Regions from separate parts of the Homo sapiens genome. Here region 1 is linked to region 2. A link is a loop called in an ENCODE intact Hi-C map of the cell type or tissue named here. Cell type or tissue: A673. All regions are shown on one strand.

Region 1 (8,000 bases), 83 kb before region 2:
ACAGCCACCTAAGTCTGTCTGACTCCAAAGCCCACAGGCTACCCGCTCTGCCTTTTCCGGCTGTTTCATTGCCATGAATCTGTTGTGTGGCCTGAACCAAGTCACGTCATCTCTGTGCCTCAGAGCGCTCATGAGAGATGGGCTAGCACAGCCGAGCATGTATGAAGGGCCCTGGCACAGGTCCTGGCAACCAGCTGCTCAGTAGATGGGTTTCCAGTGAAACTGGTGACCGTGAGAGGTTGACTCTCTAAATGGCAGGGGTGGCTTTGTGTCTGTGTGACCATGCATCCCATCAGGAAATGATATTTTAGTGCATGCCCCCATTGTGTGCAAATTTATTGATAAATTATGGGCAAGGGCGGCAATGTAGCCTAGTGGTTAAGGGAACAGCCTCTGGACACAGCTCCCTTTGGAACCAGTGGGCACTTAACCTTCCTGGCTGTTCACTGTGTTCTCAAGTGCAGCCCACAGCCCCCGTGTGGCCCCGTGTGGTATGCCTCCCCGCCTTTCCCCCACCCCCCAGGGCTGTGAGTACATGTGATTAATAAGCTGCTGTCAAGCTATTAAAAACAAAAAACAAAAAAAAAAACAGAAACAAAAACAGCCGGGCGCAGTGGCTCACACCTGTAATCCCAGCACTTTGGGAGGCCGAGGCTGGCAGATCACTTGAGGCCAGGAGTTCGAGAGCAGTCTGGCTAACATGGCAAAACTCTGTCTCTACTAAAAATACAAAAATTAGCTGGGCATGGTGGTGCTCACCTGTAATCCCAGCTACTCGGAGGCTGAGGTGGGAGGATCACTTGAACCCAGGAGGCAGAGGTTACAGTGAGCTGAGATTGCCCCACTGCACTCCAGCCTGGGTGACAGAGCTAGACTCTGTCTCCAAAAACAAACAAACAAAAACCCACAAAAACAACAAAAAAAACAGCCTTTGGAGCTAGAGTGCCTGGCTTTGAATCCCAGCTCTGCAGTTTACTAACTCTGGCCTTGGACAAGTTACTTAGCATCTCTGTGCCTGTTTCATCTTCTGTAAAGTGAGATCGATTCATAGAGTAGTAATTAGAGTTAATATTTTTTGGAAAGTTACTTAGTGCCTGGCACTGATAAGCCCTATGTATTCAAATGCCAGCTGTTATTACTAATAAACTATGGGCATTACAAGGCTTGTATAAAGAATAAAGAGATTAATAAACAAGTTCTAGTATTTCCTCCCACGGGGATGTTTTTGCACCGCCTGCTTGAGTGGCGAGCACTAAAGGAGAAAGGGTTGTACTGACCACACAGTCAGGGATGGTGGGCTCCAGTCTGGGCCTTAGGGGTGGGGCGTCGGGTTGGGAGAGGTCTTGCCGACCTCCACCTCCTGGCATCACTCCAGCTCCAGGTAGCCCAGCGGAAGCTGCAGGAACAAGAAGGCGAGTTCCGGACCCGCGAGCGACGCCTGCTGGGCTCCCTGGAGGAGGCGCGTGGCACTGAAAAGCAGCAGCTGGACCACGCCCGCGGCCTGGAGCTGAAGCTGGAGGCGGCGCGGGCCGAGGCTGCAGAGCTGGGCCTGCGGCTGAGCGCAGCCGAGGGCCGGGCACAAGGCCTGGAGGCCGAGCTGGCCCGCGTGGAGGTGCAGCGGCGCGCGGCGGAGGCCCAGCTGGGTGGCCTGCGCTCGGCTCTGCGCCGGGGCCTCGGCCTCGGTCGCGCGCCCAGCCCAGCCCCGCGGCCAGTGCCCGGTTCCCCTGCCCGGGACGCACCCGCAGAAGGTAAGGGCAGTGCCGCGCGCAGGGAAGGGGGGAGGTGGGCGGGCCGCACTGAGGCCCCGCCCCCACATGGCAGGGTGTTTTTGTTTTTGTTTTTGTTTTTTTTCAAGGAGCCCACCACACCTCTCCACTGAGGTCCACTTCTTAGCCCCGTCCCCTCACCGAGACCCCTCCCTTCACTGATCTGTGCTTCTCAAGGGCGCTTCTTTTTTCTTTAGACCAGGCCTCATCTGTTTCCCGGGCTCAAGTGGTCCTCCCTCCTCAGCCTCCTGAGTAGCTGGGACTACAGGTGTGCCACCACGCCCAGCTAATTTTTGTAGTTTTTGTGGAGACGGGGTCTCACTATGTTGCCCAGGCTGGTCTTAAACTCCTGGCCTCAAGCGATCCTCCTGTCTCAGCCTCTCAGGGTTGGGATTAGAGGCATGAGCCACGGCACCCGGTCTAGGCCACTTATTTTTTTGGGGAAGTGGGGTGATTCTTTTTTTTCAACTTTTGAGACAGGATCTCACTCTGTCACCTCAGTTGAAGTGCAGTAGTGTGATCTTGGCTCCCTCTGCCTTGGCAGCCTGTGCCTCCTGGGCTCAAGTGATTCTCCCACCTCAACCTCCTTTGTAGCTGAGACTACAGGTGTGCACTACAATGTCTGCTTAATTTTTGTGTTTTTAGTAGAGATGGGGTTTTGCCATATTGCCCAGGCTAGTCTTGAACTCCTGGACTCAAGCGATCCTCCCACTGGGATTACAGGCGTGAGCCACCGTGCCTTTCCTGGACCGGGGGCTGGAGGGCTCTTAATGCCTTTGACTCCTTATCTGATTTTCTGAGCTTCCATCCTGCCATATACTCCCACATACTTTCAGTCATCTCTAGGTTACTTAGGATACCAAATACAGCTAAGTGGAAATCTTACACTTGTTACACTGTATTGTTTTTAATTATTCTTTTTGTTTTTTTTTGAGATGGCGTCTTGCTCTGTTGCCCAAGCTGGAGTGCAGTAGCACGATCTCGGCTCACTGCAACCTCTGCCTCCTGGGTTCAAGTGATTCTCCTGCCTCAGCCCCCTGAGTAGCTGGGAGACTACAGGCGTGTGCCACCACGCCTGGCTAATTTTTGTATTTTTAGTAGAGACGGGGTTTCAAGGCTGGGCGCGGTGGCTCATGCCTGTAATCCCAGCACTTTGGGAGGCAGAGGTGGGCGGATCACGAGGTCAGGAGATCGAGACCACAGTGAAACCCCGTCTCTACTAAAAATACAAAAAAAATTAGCTGGGCACAGTGGCAGGCACCTGTAGTCCCAGCTACTCGGGAGGCTGAGGCAGGAGAATGGCGTGAACCCGGAAGATGGAGCTTGCAGTGAGCTGAGATCCCGCCACTGCACTCCAGCCTGGGCGACAGAGCTAGACTCCGTCTCAAAAAAAAAAAAAAAAAAAAAAAAAAACAGGATTTCAGCATGTTGGTCAGGCTAGTCTTGAACTCCTGACCTTACGTGATCTGCCCACCTCAGCCTCCCAAAGTGCTGGGATTAAAGGCATGAGACACTGTGCCCGGCACACCTGGCTAATTTTTGTGTATGTGTGTGTGTGTATATAAATATACATATATATATATGTATATTTTTTTTTTTTAGGAGAGATGGGGTTTCACCATGTTGGACAGGCTGGTCTCAAACTCCTGACCTCCAGTCGGGATGATCTGGGAACAGATGATGGTGATGGCTGCACAACAGTGTGAATGTAATTCATGCCGCTCAGTTGTACACTTAAAAATGATGAAAATGGCCAGACACGTTGGCTCATGTTTGTAATCCCAGCACTCTGCGAGGCCGGAGCGGGTGGATCACTCGAGGCCAGGAGTTCAAGACCAGCCTAGCCAACATGGTGAAACCCTGTCTCTACTAAAAATACAAAAAATTAGTCAAGTGTGGTGGCAGACGCCTGTAATCCCAGCTACTCGGGAGGCTGAGGCAGGAGAATCTCTTGAAACCAGGAGGCAGAGGTTGTGGTGAGCCGAGATCGCACCATTGCACTCTAGACTGGGCAACAAGAGCGAAACTCCGTCTCAGAAAAAAAAAAAAAAAAAAAATTGGGCAAAGCCAAGGTAGGGGCTAGGGCAGTTCATGCGGGGGCAGCAGGTGCCTCACTGAGGAGGTGATGGGTAAGGGGAGAACGTGAGCGAGCAGCTGGGAGGGGGACTCGGGGCGAGTAGGGAGGTCCTGAGTGGAGGTGCGCCTGTCCTGTGGACAGCAGGGGCCAGCAGTCCCAGAGCATCAAGCAGGGGGGTGAGATTTGGGGACGAAGGGCTTGCTCCAATAGACATTATAGGCCTCTACGGGGACTTTTACCCTGAGACGATGGGACCTTCTAGAGCTGGAGGCCCCCAGGGGCAGGCCTGCTTCTTTGGGAACCTCTGAGCGAGGCCTTTTGGGTGGTGACCAAGTTCATGGCTGCGGAGCAGTTTTGGTGTCCCTCTGCGGCCAAGGCAGGATGCTCATGGCAGGACCCGTGTCCTGCAGTTCCAGTGCCAGCCTCCAGGTAGTGCCCTGGTTCCACCCGCCCTGCCCCCTCCACCTCCCCGGGCCATCACTCCAAGCAGGAGTGCTGCCAGGGAGTCGGGCTGCCTGGATTCCCATCTCAGCCCTGAAACTTCCCAGCATTGAGAACAACCAAATCACTTTGTTTTTGTTTTTTTTTGAGCCCAAGTCTCGCTCTATTGCCTATGCTGGAGTGCAATGGCGCGATCTCGACTCACTGCAACCTCCGCCTGCTGGGTTCAAGCGATTCTCCTGCCTCAGCCTCCTGAGTAGCTGGGACTACAGGCGTGCACCACTGCACCCAGCTAATTTTTTGTATTTTTAGTAGAGATGGGGGTTTCACCATGTTGGCCAGGCTGGTCTTGAACTCCTGACCTCAGGTGATCTGCCCGCCTCGGCCTCCCACCAGAGTGCTGGGATTACAGGTCTGAGCCACCGTGCCGGGCCCACTTTTTTCTTTTTCTTTTCTTTTCTTTTTTCTTTATTTTTTTTTTTTTTTGAGACAGAGTCTCTCTCTGTTGCCCAGGCTGGAGTGCAGCACAGTCTCAGCTCACTACAACCTCTGTCTCCAGGGTTCAAGTGCTTTTCCTGCCTCAGCCTCCAGACCTCAGCCTCCCAGGTAGCTGGGACTATAAGCGTGGGCCACCATGCTCAGCTAATTTTTCTCTTTTCTTTTCTTTTCTTTTCCTTTCTTTTCCTTCCTTCCTTACTTTCTTTTCTTTTCTTTCCTCTTCTTTCTTCTTTTTTTTGACCGAGTCTCACTCTGTTGCCCAGGCTGGAGTGTAATGGTGCAGTCTTAGCTCACTGCAACCTCTGCCTCCCAGGTCCCAGTTCAAGCAATTCTCCTGCCTCAGCCTCCTGAGTAGCTGGGATTACAGGCGCCCGCCACCACACCTAATTTTTGTATTTTTAGTAGAGACGGGTTTTCACCATGTTGGCCAGGCCGGTCTCGAACTGCTGACCTCGTGATCTGCCCACCTCGGCATCCCAAAGTGCTGGGATTACAGGTGTGAGCCACTGCTCCCAGTCTTTTCTTTCTTCTTTTTTTGAGACGGAGTCTCGCTGTGTTACCCAGGCTGGAGTGCAGCGGTTCGATTAGGAACACTGCGAGCTCCGCTTCCCGGGTTTAAGCAATTCTCCAACCTCAGCTTCTCGAATAGCTGGGATTACAGGTGCATGCCACCACGCCCAGCTAATTTTTGTATTTTTAGTAGAGATGGGGTTTCACTAGTTGGCAGGCTGGTCTCGAACTCCTGACCTCAGGTGATCCACCTGCCTTGGCCTCCCAGAGTGCTGGGATTACAGGCATGAGACACCGCACCTGGCCAATTTTTGTATTTTCAGTAGAGACGGGGTTTTACCATGTTGGCCAGGCTTGCCTTGAACTCCTGACCTCAAGTGATCCGCCTGCCTCGGACCCCACAGTGCTGGGATTACAGGTGTGAGCCACCACACCCAGTCAACAGAACAAGCAAATCACTTAACTGCTTTGTGCCAGCCTTGCCTGGGAAGAGGGTAAATTGTTCCTTACCTGTCAGGAAGTTGTTGTGAAGATGAAGTGCCTAGCACAGTGGGCACTCAGTATGGAGAGACTTGAGGTGATGCAGCAACCACCCTTGCACTGGGCCCTGGGAACAGTGGTGGATGGAAGAGACGAGGCCCAGCCCTCATGGTGCTCCTGGTCGGGGTGGGGGTGGCAGACATCAGACCCCGCTGAGGGTGGGATGAGCTCACTGTAATCCAGCCTGTGGCCAGAGAGGCCTCTGAGGGAGAGGGATGGCCCTAAAGGATGGGCCAGGCAAAGAGAGGCCATGGGGAGAAGGGGAGCAGCATGTACAGAGGCCCTGGAGCTGGGACAAAGAATGTTCTAGAACATGGGAGATGCAGGGTGGCCAGTTTGTAAAGGGTGAGAGGGTTTCAGCTGGGATGGGCAAGAAGACCCCTAAGCTATAGCAGAGAAGTTGGGCTTGATTCTGAGGGCTGTTGGGAAAGGCAGGGATGACAGTGAGTGAGATGTGTGGGAGGCCCGTGGCTTCTGCATCACTGAGCAAGTCTTCTTTCTCTTCTAGGAAGCGGGGAAGGGCTCAACAGCCCCAGCACCTTAGAATGCAGCCCTGGGTCCCAGCCACCATCTCCAGGACCTGCCACCTCCCCAGCCTCTCCAGACCTGGACCCGGAGGCAGTGCGCGGGGCCCTCCGGGAATTCCTGCAAGAGCTGCGGAGTGCCCAGAGAGAACGGGTAAGCCTGGGTGTGCATGGCTGGATGGGGAACCTGGAGGGCCCTGGGGAGGTTGCAGGGTGTCAGAGCAGGGGTCTGTCTTTGTTCCCCCATGTCGGGGCTACAGGACGAACTTCGGACCCAGACCAGTGCCCTGAATCGCCAGCTGGCCGAGATGGAGGCTGAGAGGGACAGCGCAACCTCGAGGGCCAGGCAGCTGCAGAAGGCGGTGGCTGAGAGTGAGGAAGGTGAGTCTGATCCTCGGGGTCCCTGTTCTCTCTCCTGTGTTTTGGGCAGTTGAGGCAGGAGCCGGGGGATTGGCCTCTGACCTTGCCGTGGCCCCCATGACCTGACTCGGGGCTGTCTCCAAGAGGACCCTCCTTGGACAGCCTCACCTGTGTGCAGGCCCGCATACTACGAAGGGTGCAGACAGTCTGGCCCTGCACTGGGTGGAGTGCAGGCTGGACATTTTGTGACCTGGTTTGGGTCTCGGGGCTGTGCTTGGCCATGCCTGACGGGGTGGGTGGTGGCTACAGCCCGGCGCAGTGTGGATGGGCGGCTGAGCGGGGTCCAGGCGGAGCTGGCGCTGCAGGAGGAGAGTGTGCGGCGCAGTGAGCGGGAGCGCCGGGCCACGCTGGACCAGGTGGCCACACTGGAGAGGAGCCTGCAGGCCACCGAGAGCGAGCTCCGGGCCAGCCAGGTGGGCAGGAGCTGAGGGCCAGCGGGGCGACGGGGAATCTGTGTACCCGAGTGAGTGTCTAACTCTTATGTGTGTCTCCCTGTGTCTGTCTGCCTGAGTCTCTCTGCAACCCACTGAGGTGACCAGCCTGTGACTCTGTGAAACCATGTTCAGACTCCATCCTCTCATGTCACTTGTGGTCACTAGGCTGTAGAAAAAAGAGCTTGGTCAAGGTGCAGTAGCTCATGCCTGTAATCCTAGCACTTTGGGAGGTCGAGGCAGGTGGATCCCTTGAGCACAGGAGTTTGAGACCAGCCTGGGCAACATGGTGAAACCCCGTCTCTATGAAAAATACTTAGCTGGGCATGGTGGTGTGGGCCTGTAGTCCCAGCTACTCGGGAGGCTGAGGTGGGAAGATCACTGGAGCCCGGTAGGTCGAGGCTGCAATGAGCTGTGATCATGCCACTGCACTCTAGCAAGGCAGAGTGAGACCCTGTAAAAAAGAAAAGAAAAAAAAAAGAAGAAGAAGAAGAAAAGAAAGAGAGCTTGGGCTTTGGGCTGTCATCTGCCTGGTTTTCATTTTCCTAATCTGTAAAAGGAGGAGCAGTGATTACGTCACAGGGTGACACACACAGGCTCTTATCACAGGTGGTACTCAGGGGGCCTCTGTTTTATGTCTCTGTAGTTCTGGGGTTTTTATGTGTGTTTGGGGGACAGCTATGTGTGCCAGTGTGTATGTGCGTCTGTCGGGCAGGAAACTCAGGCCCTGGTGGTGACAGTGCAGCCAAAGCTCCCCTCTGCCCTCCCCAGCCTGTCCCTCTATTACTGCTTC
Region 2 (8,000 bases):
TTTTTTCCGGAGTTGATCATTGTTATTTGTAGGAGGGTTAGTCTGATGAGAGCTACTGTGACAAAACTGGAAGTAAACCCAAAGATTCTTTAAATTTTTTATCACTAAAAAATCGTTATGGGCTGGGTGCTGTGGCTCATGCCTGTAATCCTAGGACTTTGGGAAGCTAAAATGGGTGGATTGCTTGAGCCCAGGAGTTTGAGACCAGGCTGGGCAACATAGTGAAACTCAATTTCTACAAAAAATACAAAACTTAGCTGGGTGTGGTGGCATGTGCCTATAGTCCCAGTTACTCAGGAGGATGAGGCAGGTGGATTGCTTGAGCCTGGGAGGTTGAGGCTACAGTGAACCGTGAGCATGCCATTGCACTGTAACCTGGGTGACAGCGAGACCCTGACTCAAAAAAAAAGGAATTTAACTCTTCCAGTTTTAGCCACATTCTCTGACATTCTCTAAGTTTTGATTTGCAACGTCTTTATTTTCTAAGTATCTGGCAATATTTTTTACGTGTTCCTGATCAAATAGTTAGAAGTGTACTTTTTTTTAGTTTCTAAGCAGTAGGGTTTTTTGTTTTATGAGTTTTTTTTTTTTTTTTTTTTTTTTTGAGACAGAGTCTTGCTCTGTCACCCAGGCTGGAGTGCAGTGGCACGATCTCGGCTCACTGCAACCTCCGCCTCCCAGGTTCAAGTGATTCTCATGCCTCAGCCTCCCAAATAGCTGGGATCACAGGCACCTGCCACAACGCCCAGCTTATTTTTATATTTTAGTAGAGATGGGGTTTCACCATGTTGGCCAGGCTAGTCTTGAATGCCTGACCCCGAGTGATCCACCTGCCTCGGCTTCCCAAAGTGCTGGGATTATAGTCATGAGCCACCGCGCCCGGCCTGTTTATATTTTTAATATGAGTTTAGTTTTATTGTATTTCGGTCCAAAACTGTGGTCTGTGCAATTTCTATTCCTTTGAATTTTGCTAGGGACTTTTGGTTGCTGAGTATTTGAAAATTTTGTCTATTTAAGAAGGTTATATATCAATTAATGCTACCTCATTAACAGCACTTACTTGTCACCACAGAAAGTCAAAGTAAGCATTTAGAGTATTCGTGGTATTCAAACTTTTTTTTGGTGCCACAGAAGCTTTTGTTTGAAACAAATAAAACACTTATTCACTTACACATAAAACAGATCAGAGAACAGTTCTGGTTATATGGGGGCGTGGAGTGGAGCAGCAGGAGGCTAGAGACTAACTTGCTAGATTCTTTCTTTTCTTTGGCTAACTGTGGAGTTCCTTAAAAGTGAAAGATGTTGGAAAAAGAGTGGTTTTGAGAGATGTGATGTGAAGAAGAACTCAACCTGCTGCTGCTGCTTTTGACGATGGAAGAAGAGGCCAAGAGCCAAGGAGTGCGGCAGCCTCTGGAAGCTTGGAACAGCCCTCAGCTTACAGTCAGCAGAATGACAGAGACCTCGGGCTCACAACCACAAGGAACTGCATTCCACCAATAGCGCAAATGAGCAAAAAATATTTTCCTCTAGGCTCCAGAAAGGAATGCAGCCTGCTGACACCTTGATTTTAGTCTGATGAGACTATACCAGTCTTTTGACCTACAGAACTATAAGATAATACATTTAGGTTGTTTTAAGTCACTAAGTTTGTGGTAATTTGCTCTGACAGAAATAGAAAACTAACACGCCAGTCCAATTTTTAACATTTTAACCACATCCCTACCTTGTCCATTCAAGGCAAGTTTCTGGCGGTTCTGTTATTATTATAGAAAACACAGGTCCAGATGTATAAGATATAATCAATACATTCAGCATTAAAAAAATGGTAATATATTAAATGACTTTAAATACTGTGCATAAAGTTAATTATACCAGTATTTCTAGAAATTTGTCATACTTTCATTTGGGAATTATTTTGGTATTATTCTTCTGAATCAGGTAACAACCTCATTTTTTTTTTTTTTTTGGAGACAGAGTCTCACTCTGTTGCCCAGGCTGGAGTGCAATGGCATGATCTCAGCTCACTGCAACCTCTGCCTCCTGGGTTCAAGCAATTTTTGTGCCCCAGCCTCCTGAGTGGCTGGGATTACAGGCATGAGCCACTATACCCAGCTAATTTCTGTATTTTTAGTAGAGAGGGGAGTTTCACCATGTTGGCCACATTGGTCTTGAACTCCCAACCTCAGATGATCTGCCCGCCTGAGCCTCCCAAAGTGCTGGGATTATAGGCGTGAGCCACCGTGCCCGGCCCAAGCTCATTCTTGTTTTAAAAACAGAGCCATCGGATGATCTCAGATTTTTAAGCCTTCCAAGGATGTGAAAAGCATGTCCCTAAATCAAATCAAGAACTCTCCTTCAATAGCTGGCTTTCACAGAGATACTCACTTATTAAGGTCAACTTCATAAGTCTGCATATGAGGTTTGTCTCCAGCCTTGTCTGGGTCCCATCGATAGATGGCAAATTTCTTGATACGGGGAGCTGTGGCTGCAGCTGTCTGGGCTCCTCGGGAGGCCTGAAATTTTTTAAAGTTCACAAAAAGGAAAAAAAAATTAGAAATACAAGATAATTCCATTTTGCTGGCACAACAGATGTAACGCTGGATATAAACTCACACATTACTGACACATAATCTTCTTAGAAAAGGCAGGCATTCAATATCCAACAAGTATTAAGCACCTATCATATGCTAATATATCAGACATGGTATTAGGGGCTAGTGACACAGCACTTAATACACAAAAACCTTCATCTTCACAGAACTTACTTTGTAGTGAACAAGAGTTAAATTAAACATTCACGATGAATATAAAGAGCGATACTGTTGGGAAAGTACAGGGAGCTCTGGATGAATACAGCAGAGACTTCAATGAGTGAAGAGTCAGAGAAGGCTTCCTCACATGTCATCTAAGTGGAGGCTTGACAAACCAGAATTAAGGGGAAGGAGTGTGGGGTGTGGTCTGAGGGTGGTGGCTCATGCCTGCAGTCTCAGCACTTTGGGAGGCAGAAGTGAGAGAATTGCTTGAGCCCATGAGTTTGAGAGCAGTCTGGGAAACATGGCAAAACCCCATCTCTACAAAAAATAAAAAAATTAGCTGGGTGTCGTAGTGTGCGTCTCAGGAGGCAGAAGTGGGAGGACTGCTTGGGCCCGAGAGGTTGAGGCTGCAGTGAGCCAAGATCATGCCACTGCACTCTAGCCTGGGCAACAGAGTGAGACTCTTTTTCAAAAATACAAAATAAAAAAGAAAAAAAGAAAGAAAAGACTATACTCCAGGACTGCTAATTTTTAAAATAAACTGATATAGAAAAGTAAAAACTCGGAAGGTTAATTGACTAATTACAAAAAGATGCAGTGGTGTTTATTACTGAGGCAGGAGAACAGGGTTTAGAGACAGGGAGTCTTCACTACAGCCTCTGATTCGTCTCGGGCCAAGTCTTCATTTGCATAGGGTGTAACTAATAGGAAACCCGTACAGGGTACTTTAATCCCAGAAGACTGTGCAGCTGGGGCTCTTGAACCACTTGCTCAATCCCACTCCTACTCTATGGAGTGTACTTTCATTTCAATAAATCTATGCTTTCGTCTTCTGTTGCTTTGCTTGTGTGTTTTGTCCAATTTTTTGTTCAACATGCTAAAAACCTTGACGACTTGTGGTCAAGACCGTCTACCAGTAACATTATTTCTTGGTAAAGTGTCCCGTATTAACTGAAGCTGAAAATACAAACATCAGCTAACAGTAGAAAAGAAGAAAATATATGAAGAAAATGAAAGTTAAGATGAAAGCTATGTTTTACCTTATCACCAAGCTGGCTAAAATCATCAACAAAAGGAAAGCCATTTCTACAAATGTTTTTCACCGGGAACCCCATTTTGTAAACTGACATGAACATCTAATGCCACCTTGTGGTATTTGGGAGGAAGTGAGAGGAAAGATTCCTGAAGGTATCAACTCCAGTGGACTTTGCTTGCTTAATGTCCCATTTTTTTTTTGGTCTTTTTTCTGTGAGATTTAATAAGGTATAATTCATTATAATAAAATTCACTAATTTTAAGGGTATAATGAGTTTTGACAAAGCAATGTAATCCTACCACAATTACAACAGAGTATTTCCATCCAAAAAGGTCTTTTGTGCCCTTGATGGCAAACATAAGTCCCCTTTTCCTACCCTTAGCAACTGATCAGCTATCATCACGAGTCTGCCTTTTACAGAATTCATATAAATGGCATCATACGGTACGTAGTCTCATGTCTAGCTTCTTTCACTCAACATAATGCTTCTGAGATTCATATGTTACTGCATATAACCATAGTTAAATGCTTTTTTAAAAAATTAAACTATTTATTTATTTATTTATCTTTGAGACTGAGTTTTGCTCTTGTTGCCCAGGCTGGAGTGCAATGGTGCAATCTTGGCTCACCACAACCTCCGCCTCCCCGGTTCAAGCAATTCTCCTGCCTCAGTCTCCCGAGTAGCTGGGATTACAGGCATGTGCTACCAGGCCCGGCTAATTTTGTATTTTTAGTAGAGATGTGGTTTGTCTATGTTGGTCAGGGTAGTCTCAAACTCCCAACCTCAGGTGATCTGCCTGCCTTGGCCTCCCAAACTGCTAGGATTACAGGCGTGAGCCACCGTGCCTGGCCAACCTTTTTATTTTTTAATAATTATAGATTCATATGCATTTATAGAAAATAATACTGAGGCCAGGTGCAGTGGCTCACACCTGTATCCCAGTACTTTGGGAGGCCAAGACAGACGAATCACTTGAGGTCAGGAGTTCAAGACCAGCCTGGCCAACATGGTGAAACTCCGTCTCTACTAAAGATACAAAAATTAGCCCGGTGTGGTGGCACATGTCTGTAATCCCAGCTACTCGGGAGGCAGAGGCAGGAGAATCGCTTGACCCTGGGAGACGGAGATTGCAGTGAGCCAAGATTGCGCCACTGCACTCCAGCCTGGGTGACAGAGTGAGACGCTGTTTCAAAGAAACAAAACAAAACAAAAAGAAGAAAATAATACTGAGACTCCACATACTCTTCTCACCTGTAATCCCAGCACTTTGGGAGGCTGAGGTTGGGAAATCACCTGAGATCAGGGATTCAAGACCAGCCCAGCCAACATGGTGAAACCCCGTCCCTACTAAAAATACAAAAAAACGAATTAGCAGGGTGTGGTGGCGTGTGCCTGTAATCCCAGCTACTAGGGAGGCTGAGGCAGGAGAATGGCTTGAACTTGGGAGGTAAAGGTTGCAGTGAGCTAAGACTGTGCCACTGTATACCACCCTGGGTGACAAAGTGAAACTCAAGCTAAAAAAAAAAAAAAAAGAGAGAGAGTTTTGCTCTGTCACTGATTGTGCAGTGGCATGATCACAGCTCACTGCAGCCTCAACCTTCTGGACTCAAGCGATCCTCCCATCTCAGCTTCCCCAGTAGCTAGGACTACAGGCATGCGCCACCATGCCCAGTTAGTTTTTTTACATTTATTTTTGTAGAGATAGGGGTCTCACTGTGTTGCCTAGGCTGGTCTTGAACTCCTGGCCCCAAGTGATCCTCTGCCTGGCCCTCCCGAAGAGTTGGGATATAGGCATGAGCCACCATGCCAGGGCCCACATACTCTTTACCCAGTCTCCCCAACAGGAACATCTTGCAAACTGTAGCACACCAGCACAACCAGAATACTGACAGTGCTAGTCAAGATAGGGGACATTCCCATAAGCACAGGATCACTAACATTGCCCTTTTATAGCCCTGTCCACTTCCTCCCACCCTACCTCCCCTGTACTCCGTAAGCCCTAGCAATCACTAATCTGTTCTCTACTTCTCAAATTCGGTCATTTCAAGAATGTTATATCAATATAATCATCTGGTATGTAGCCTTTTGGAATTGGCTTTTTTTATTCAGCCGAATTCTCCGGAGATTCATCCAAGTTGCTGTGTACAGCAATAGCTTTTTTCTTGTTATAGCTGAGTAGCACTCCAAGGTATCATGTACCACAATTTGCTTAACCATGTAACTACTGAGGGACATTGGGGGTGTTCTAATTTTTGGTGACATGAATAAAGCTGAGATGAACATTTGTGGACAAATTTCTGTGTGAACGTTACATCTTCATTTCTCAGGATAAACACCCAGGTGTGTAATTGTTGGGCTGTATGGTAGCTACAAGTTTAGTTTTTTTTAAGCAACTGACAAAACTATTTTCCAGAGTGGGTGGCTGCTGTGCCTGAGGCAGATAGTAGGGTAAGTGGGACAATATGCCTTTTAAAAAATGGGGCTACTTCAAGTTTTTACTTCTAATTTGGACACTTTTATTTTTCATTTATTTTTTAAAATATTTATTTATTTATTTATTTTGAGATGGGGTCTCACTCTTGTCCCCCAGGCTGGAGTACAATGGCGCGATCTCGGCTCACTGCAACCTCCACCTCCCGACTTCAAGTGATTCTTCTGCCTCAGCCTCCTGAGTAGCTGGGACTACAGGTGCCTGCCACCACGCCGAGCTAATTTTTATATTTTTAGTAGAGACGGGGTTTCACCATGTTGGCCAGGCTGGTCTTGAACTCCTGACCTCAGGTGATCCGCCTGCCTTGGCCTCCCAAAGTGCTGGGATTATAGGTACAGGCCACCTTGCCCGGCCTTTATTTTTTATTTTTATAGACACATGGTCTAGCTTTATTGCCCAGGCTGGAGATCATGGCTCACTGCAGCCTTTAACTCCTGGGCTCAGGCGATCATCCTGACTCAGCCTCCCAAGTAGCTGGGACTATAGGTGCACACCATCATGTCCAGCTAATTTTTGTAGAGACAGGGTCTTGCCATGTTGGCTAAGCTGGTATGGAATTTCTGGGCTTAAGCAATCCTCCCATCTCAGCCTCCCAAAGTGTTGGGATTACAGGTGTGAGCCATTGTGTCTGGCCCTAACTTGGACTTTTTTTTTTCTTTTTTGGAGAGTCTCATTCTGTTGCTCAGGCTGGAGTGCAGTGGCGCGATCTTGGATCGCTGCAACCTCCACCCCTCAGGCTCATGCAATTCTCCTGTCTCAGCCACCCGGGTAGCTGGGATTACAGGCATGTGCCATAAAGTCCAGCTAATTTTTGTATTTTTAGTACAGACAAGGTTTTGCCATTTGGCCAGGCTGGGCTCAAACTCCTGGCCTCAAGTGATCCACCTGCCTCAGCGTTCCAAAGTGTTGGGATTACAGGTGTGAGCAACCGCGCCTGGCCCCTAACCGGGCTTTAAACAGAATCTGGGACTGGAGCATAATCCCCTAGTTCTTTTTTTTTTTTTTTTTTTTTTTTTTTTTTGTGAGACAGTCTCACTCTGTCACCCAGGCTGGAGTGGAGTGGCGAGATCTCTCTGCCTCCTGGGTTCAAGCAATTCTCCTGCCTCAGCCTCCCAAGTAGCTGGGATTACAGGCGCGTGTCACACGCCCGGCTAACTTTTTTGTATTTTTAGTAGGGATGGGGTTTCACCGTTTTAGCCAGGATGGTCTTGAACTCCTGATGTCGTGATCCACCTGCCTCAGCCTCCCAAAGTGCTGGATTACATACAGGTGTGAGCCACTGTGCCAGGCATAACCCCCTAGTTCTAAAGCCTGATTTAGTATTGTCAGTGGGCAACAGGCATTAGGCTCTATCAAGCTGGGTATCAGAACCACAAGGCCTGTGGGATGACTGTGGTTACCTGCAATGAGGTTTTCCCTTCAACATTTCTTTATAACATTTAAATATCTGTTTCATATCCACTCTACACGGATAATTGATCACGTATTATCTTTCCAAAAGAGACTAAGTTTGTATTAGAGCTAATTTAAATTTTTAAAAAGTCTTATCATATGAATGATGTGAAATAAGAGCAATGCCAGGATGTACTACACTGAATATCTAAGTCGACATATCCCAACATCAGTTTTGGAGTGCCCCAAAATGTCATCATTTTTTTTTTTTCAGTACAACTAATTTAAATTTGTTTTGTGTCAAAAATGTATTTTATAGGCCAGGCG

Evidence for each region. Hi-C counts contacts between places; a loop is a spot of excess contacts. Peaks named below come from ENCODE experiments on the same cell type or tissue, not always from the same donor. Only the 100,000 strongest peaks of a DNase experiment are listed, where the experiment ranks them.
Region 1: it touches region 2 in a loop (13-fold over the local background); 106 of 110 quality-filtered maps call a loop at or near these places.

The regions. Positions count from the first base shown.
Region 1 is chr1:16,959,383-16,967,382 of GRCh38, forward strand. CROCC (ciliary rootlet coiled-coil, rootletin) reads left to right here. Exons shown (of 37, transcript NM_014675.5): 27 at 1,376-1,748; 28 at 6,341-6,510; 29 at 6,617-6,737; 30 at 7,026-7,189. Among named protein-coding and RNA genes, the nearest start is that of MFAP2, 17 kb to the right of the region's middle. RefSeq lists a silencer at 1,628-1,817. In A673, CTCF peaks have their summits at 1,442 and 4,258; DNase peaks (open chromatin) are centred at 1,479 and 4,289.
Region 2 is chr1:17,042,376-17,050,375 of GRCh38, forward strand. It overlaps SDHB (succinate dehydrogenase complex iron sulfur subunit B), which reads right to left. Exons shown (of 8, transcript NM_003000.3): 2 at 2,386-2,513. Among named protein-coding and RNA genes, the nearest start is that of SDHB, 7.7 kb to the right of the region's middle. In A673, CTCF peaks have their summits at 3,890 (motif pointing left) and 4,090; DNase peaks (open chromatin) are centred at 3,456 and 3,896; H3K4me3 peaks cover 567 bases; H3K27ac peaks cover 472 bases.